Regions from separate parts of the Mus musculus genome. Here region 2 is linked to region 1. A link is a loop called in an ENCODE intact Hi-C map of the cell type or tissue named here. Cell type or tissue: gastrocnemius. All regions are shown on one strand. Each heading gives the region's core, and the rest is flanking DNA. Links, peaks and the distances in the headings are about the cores only.

Region 1 (2,909 bases), core at 230-2,729:
TCAGGCATGGTGGGTCAGAAGTTTAAGGTTGTCCTTGCCTACATAATGAATTCTGGGCTATGTAAGACCCTGTATAAAAACAGAACAAAGTACAGACACCGTCCCCTCAAACACACACACACACACACACACACACACACACACACACACACACACACACTACAGCCTTCTATGTGTGGAGCTTTGTGAATCCCCATACCTGTGTATGGTGCACCTTGATGCAGGTAGAGATTGCTCCCTCCCCACTCTCCCACATTTCCATGGAACAAAGCTGTCCTGTCTGCCTCTGTAAAAATGTATTCATTTTACTTTTTAAATGTCTGCCAGCTCACCATTGTCCTGTGGACTTATTCAATTCTATCTTTGGGAGCGTGTCCTCCCCTCCACCTCACCTTGTCTCCACCCCCTGCACCTTTGTTTCTCACTCCATCTAAGTGTGGAGATTCCCAAGCCTAGCATGTTTGTGCCGTGGTTCTGATCCCTTGATTCTGGCTTGGTCCCCTCCTGCTGCTCTGGTAATAACCCCTGTGCCAGCTTCACCTCTATCCTGGTTGGGAGGGGTCTCTGAGAAGCCTTGAGGCTCACGATGTGAAGCCTCAGTTGATTGACAGACTGCAGAAAATTATCACCAGAGTTTGGGTACCTTCCCCCTGTGTTCTAAATCTAAGAGGAAAAGGAGGTAACAGAGCTGGGTTTACCTGGGCTGCACCACACCCTTCCTGGTATACAGCCCTCTTGTGCATGGCATGTGCCCCTGCTAACAAGGACACTGTGCTCATTTGTGTCTGGTTTCTTGTGTTATCCTTCATGGTTTATCCTTTGCACCAGCCAGCTCCATGCTTGAAACTCAGAGGGGACCCAGAAGCAGCTCTTATGTCCTTTGGTCAGAGCTCGTCTGTCAACTCTCCTTCTGGTACTCTGGGCAAATGGTTATGGAAACAGCCTTGGATGGCATAGACAGTGGAGTCCCATCCTACTGTTCTCCAGGGAACATGTAGTTAACCACTCTCAACTGAAGAGCCAGATTTGGTTTCTGACTGGGTGTCTGATAAGTTGAGGCCACACTTGAATTCACTCCCTTCCAGGGCTACCCCTCCCCCCCCACCACCAACTGCTACTGCCTTCAGGAAGTAGTTATGTGGTCCAGAATTGAAGTCTTCCTTGAGGGCCAAGATGTCTCAGCCTACAGTGTTGACTAACTTAGGGAATGAATGATTGTGAGTATAACATTGAGTAAGGTAGGTGGGCAGATTCAAACTTGTGTCTCAGTGGATAGAAGTTTGAATTCTAGCCCCATCAGAGAGAAGCAGCTTTCTGTCTCCATGCCCCAGTGCATAAGCACAGTACTAACTTCTGGGACTTCCTGAGAGTTCTGTGGTATATACAGTTCTTGGTGCATGGTCACTATTTTAGCACCTGTCTCCTGCTACAGACCTGGTATACCGGCCCAAAAGCAGTGCTGATAGCTGCTTTGGTCTAGACTGCAGCAGACTCTTGGATGGTGGAGCAGAGAGCAGACATGGTGTGAGTGGTATTCCATATCCTTTTCCTTTTCTCTTCCTCTCTCACTTCCTCTCTTGCTGCTTCTGCTTCTTCTTCTTCTTCTTCTTCTTCTTCTTCTTCTTCTTCTTCCTCTTCCTCTTCCTCTTCCTCTTCCTCTTCCTCTTCCTCTTCCTCTTCCTCTTCTTCCTCTCCTCCTCCTCCTCCTTGACTTATTTACTTATGTATGAGTGCTCTATCTGCAACTACACCTGCAAACCAGAAGAGGGCATCAGACCCCAGTCTAGATGGCTGGGAGCTACCATGTGTCTGTGGGAATTGAAGAGTGGACAGTGCTCTTAACCTTTGAATCATCTCTGAGGCCTGTGTGAGTGATATTGTGGGTGCTAGGAAGTCCTAGGGAAGGCTGGGTACCAGGAAGAGGGCTCTGGAAGGGAAGACTCACAACCAGCCTGTACTTGGGTCCAGTGGCTTCTGAGAAACAAATGACTCTAGAGGAGTCTAGGTTTAACAGCACAGTGTTCTCTACTTGAGATAGTATGGGTATTGCCTACTCTGTGTCCTAGGGTTGATAGATGCTCTTTGCTTCCCACGCAAAGCTGAATGAGTGCTCCATATCTTTTTCATACTATCACTATGTGAGCCTTTCTGTGGACCATGCCCATGGGATACCCTGTGATCTTTCTAAAGTCCCATGCAAGAGACAAATCACAACTTCCATTTTGTAGAAAATGCCTGAATGTCCCTGATGTCTTTCAGTTGGTAGCTGTCAGAGCAGAGGCTGGCCCCTTCTTCGTCTCTTTCTGGCTCCTTAGATTAGTCCCAGTTTGCTTGGTTCTGTGGGCTTGGGGGTGGAGGCTGAGGGCAGGTCTTTTGAAAATAAACACTTACAGTCAGGGGCCGTCTACTCCAATTCCCTGTCACCTGTCACCCTTCAATCCACTCCATTATGTCCCAAGCTGCCAGGAGAGAAGCAGACTGAAGATGGCTATTCAATTTGTCCTTTAATCAAAACCATCACAATTTGTGGCTGAGTCCTGATTGCTCCTGTTCACAAGCTCCCTGATTCTATGCCTTGTCCTTGAGTTTTTGGATTTAAAAATTTCCCCCCTTGTTTCTGATTTCTAGGTTGTAGAGTTAGAGGCGTCCTTGTTCAGTTGGACCCAGCTGGGCTCCAGGGATATGGGTTGTGTGTAGGGGTCACTTTTCCTGGGGTGAGGAAACAAAGTTCTGTCTTTCAGAGGCTTGAGGTCCCTCTGGTTGGCCCCCCCTCTCTTGATTCCCAGCCCCAGGGGAGGGTGTGAGGCGCAGGGCCTTTCTTCATGACCTCTCTTGAACCATACCCCCTGCAGAGGCAAGAGTCAAAGGTCATTTTCTCAGCTTCCCGACAGGAGAAAACTAAAGGCTGC
Region 2 (2,909 bases), core at 230-2,729, 220 kb after region 1:
CTGGTGTGAATTCGGGAGCTTCAGCGACATGGTGGATGACAGAGACCACCACAGCAACCAAGGGATATGTGGAAATTAAGAGTTCCTCTGAAAGAAGAGAGATCTGTGGTCTTTGAAGGCCTGTCATAGGACAAGCAGAGACACTCTGAGGAGAAGAATGCTCTGTGCATCCATGGTATCTTCCCACATATTTTGTCTTCTGGAAATTCCCTAAAGTGTACATTCTCTTGAATGTATACTCCAGCTGGACCAAAAGATTTGTTTCATGGAAGAGTACACATTAACTAATTAATTAGTTTAACATCTGATCATCTAACATTTATTGGGTTCTTATTATGTGCAAGGCACTGTAACAGCTACTATGTGACCATAAATATAATAAGACACTTCCTGATTACGAGGCTGTCACTGTTTGGGTGGATAGCCAGCAACACAAATGACTCCCATGAGTTGGGCACAAGACAGGTTGATATTAAGTAATGTATCTGGTTTCTTTTGATGTAGAGGAAGGAACACTCATTGTGACTGGGAGAGCCAGAGGCTTAGTTGTATGTGTAGCTTCTTATTGGTCACACAGCCCTTTTGGGTGACCACCCTGAGATGATGCTGAACAAGCAGGTGGGGCAGACCTGAGTAGTGATGCCTCTGGGAATTGCTGAGTTAGGCCCCCCTGGGCCTATGTGAGAATATCTAGATGTTCTCGTCCTACCATTTCCTTCCACAGTGGGACAGCACTTCTAAGTAGGGTTGTGTGATGAATGGTGATCCCCTAAAAGGCAAGCAGAAACCCAACACCTGGACATCAGCTTTTAGCCTTTGGCAGTGGCTGCTGCAGATTTATTTGGTTAGGGGAAGCTGTTCTACAAAAGGCAGCCTGGCCTAAGGTGCCCTGGGACCTCTATAAGATGGTAGCAGGAGAAGACACACAGGTCTCTGTGATGGCCCATGGGACAATGAGGTGGAGAGTGGAGTCATTTCTCTCAAGTCAAGGGACACCGAAGATGGGTGCAAATCTCCGTTGGAAGTTGGAAGAGATGAGAATGGTCCTTGGCAGGTCTGAGCCCCACTCATGTTCTATTTTAGACTCTACACTCCCAGAGAATGAGACATAAATGTTCTGTGACTTTAGGTTTAGGGGACTTTGTTATAGCCTCCACAGAGGGCTCACACAGGAAGGAAGCTGGTCTCTAGGATATGTCTACCTGCTGAGTAATTTGGGGAGGCAAATATTTGAAGTCAGCTGCAAATCCAGTGAGAGTTAAATTCTTAAACCGAACAGTGTTGGAGTTCCTGAATGAAAATGAGTTATTTAGTTATCTAGTATTTAAAACCTTATTGTTTGACTTCTAAGAAGTTACCCTATTCCCCCTCCCCTCTCCTCCCCTTGAAGTGTTTGCAGGAGAAGAGTAAGGAGAGAGAGAGAGAGAGAGAGAGAGAGAGAGAGAGAGAGAGAGAAGTCTTTCAAAGTTCAGAAACTATTGTGATAAATGGTTCTGCACAACCTTGACTCAGTTTTATCCAATAAAATTAGTTAAGGTCAGCAATGCTTTCTAGAAAAGGTAATTTGTCCTCAGTTGTTCTTTAAACTGCTGAGTATTTCTCAGGAGGGTCTCAGTTTGCAGGGAACTAGCCTCTTCAGGGTGGCTACCCAGAAGCGACTGCCATCAGGGAGCTGTGGTAGGCCCTCTCCTCAGACTGTGTTATGGGGGCTAGGAGAAGGTCACAGAGACTGAAACCCAGCTAGCACGGTTCAGCTCTGGTTCTTCTTGGTGCCCTCTGCTGCCCCCTACCTCCTAACAGAATGGATGCAGTTTGTCTGTGGCCACCCTCCCTCCCCCTCAGCACCCCTAAGCACACAATCTTCCCTAGAGAGGGCCCTGAGATCCCTCAACTTAACTACTTCATTAGTTTAACATCTGATCATCATTTATTGGGTTCTTATTAAGGCACTGTTAAGAGCTACTGTGTGGCCATAAATATAGCAAGACACTTCCTGTTTATGAGGCTCGCATTGGTAGGGTGGATAGCAAGTAACGCAAATGACTCCCATGAGTTGGACATTAGACAGGTGCTGATGTCAACTGAGAACACTGCTGAGTTTTCATACATGGTGAGCCTGTCTCTCTCAGAGTTCTTAACTTCTGGGCCTGTGGTCAGACATTAACGGGCCATACCAGATATCCACTGTTCTCTTCAAGGGTTTATAGTTATCCCTGGGCTTAGGTGACCACATGACTTCCTCAGGAAGTTGAAGAAGGGATATGTGTCAATGGCTTCTCTCAAAGCCAGAATGAGAGTCTGTTTTCTTTCTTTCTTGTCTGTAGGACCTGCTCCAGATGGAGATTTCAGGGTGAGGGAAGGAATCCAACTTGAGCTTCCACTGTGGTTGCTAGACTATACCTCTGACCTGGGGCTACAACATATCACAGTTGCTCCCCAACTCCTGACAGACTCAGAAATGCTCTCCCATAGTAACAGGCAAGCTGCCTGACTATCCTCTGCACCTCATGAATGCTGGAGGCTTCTTGTTTGCACAGAAAGCAAGTCTTTAGGAGGCTCAGTTTGCCTGCCAACCAGTGATGGGCACCATGACCCTCTTTTCATGATATGCCTCACAGATGTTTCTGTGTAGGCCTGCTTCTACCCCAACCTGAGGTTGCCCCATGGAGCACTGCAGCATTTCAGGCCCTACATGAGAGGGAATATTGTGAGGTGTGGCCTCCCTGTCCCAACCTGCCTGAAAGTGACTTGCATTTTTCCAGCTTCATGGTCCCTATTCTCAATTCAGTGAGCTCTTCTTCCAGAGTTGTCCACGCCATGGCCAATGAAAGGCATCTCTCAAATCTCAAACCAGCTGTGGCTGAGCCTTCCGATACTCACACTGTTACCAGCCCCATGGAAGGTCTTCA

What was found. Hi-C counts contacts between places; a loop is a spot of excess contacts. Peaks named below come from ENCODE experiments on the same cell type or tissue, not always from the same donor. Only the 100,000 strongest peaks of a DNase experiment are listed, where the experiment ranks them.
Region 2: a loop joins it to region 1, with 9 times the contacts of the local background. A loop is called at or near these places in 2 of 42 quality-filtered maps.

What each region holds. Positions count from the first base shown.
Region 1 is chr12:117,352,048-117,354,956 of GRCm38, reverse strand. No RefSeq gene overlaps it. Among named protein-coding and RNA genes, the nearest start is that of Gm5441, 16 kb to the right of the region's middle. In gastrocnemius, for the core only: a CTCF peak has its summit at 1,771 (motif pointing right); a DNase peak (open chromatin) is centred at 1,792.
Region 2 is chr12:117,131,148-117,134,056 of GRCm38, reverse strand. The region is part of intron 12 of Ptprn2 (protein tyrosine phosphatase, receptor type, N polypeptide 2); the gene reads right to left. Among named protein-coding and RNA genes, the nearest start is that of Gm10421, 19 kb to the left of the region's middle. In gastrocnemius, for the core only: a CTCF peak has its summit at 1,788 (motif pointing left); a DNase peak (open chromatin) is centred at 1,769.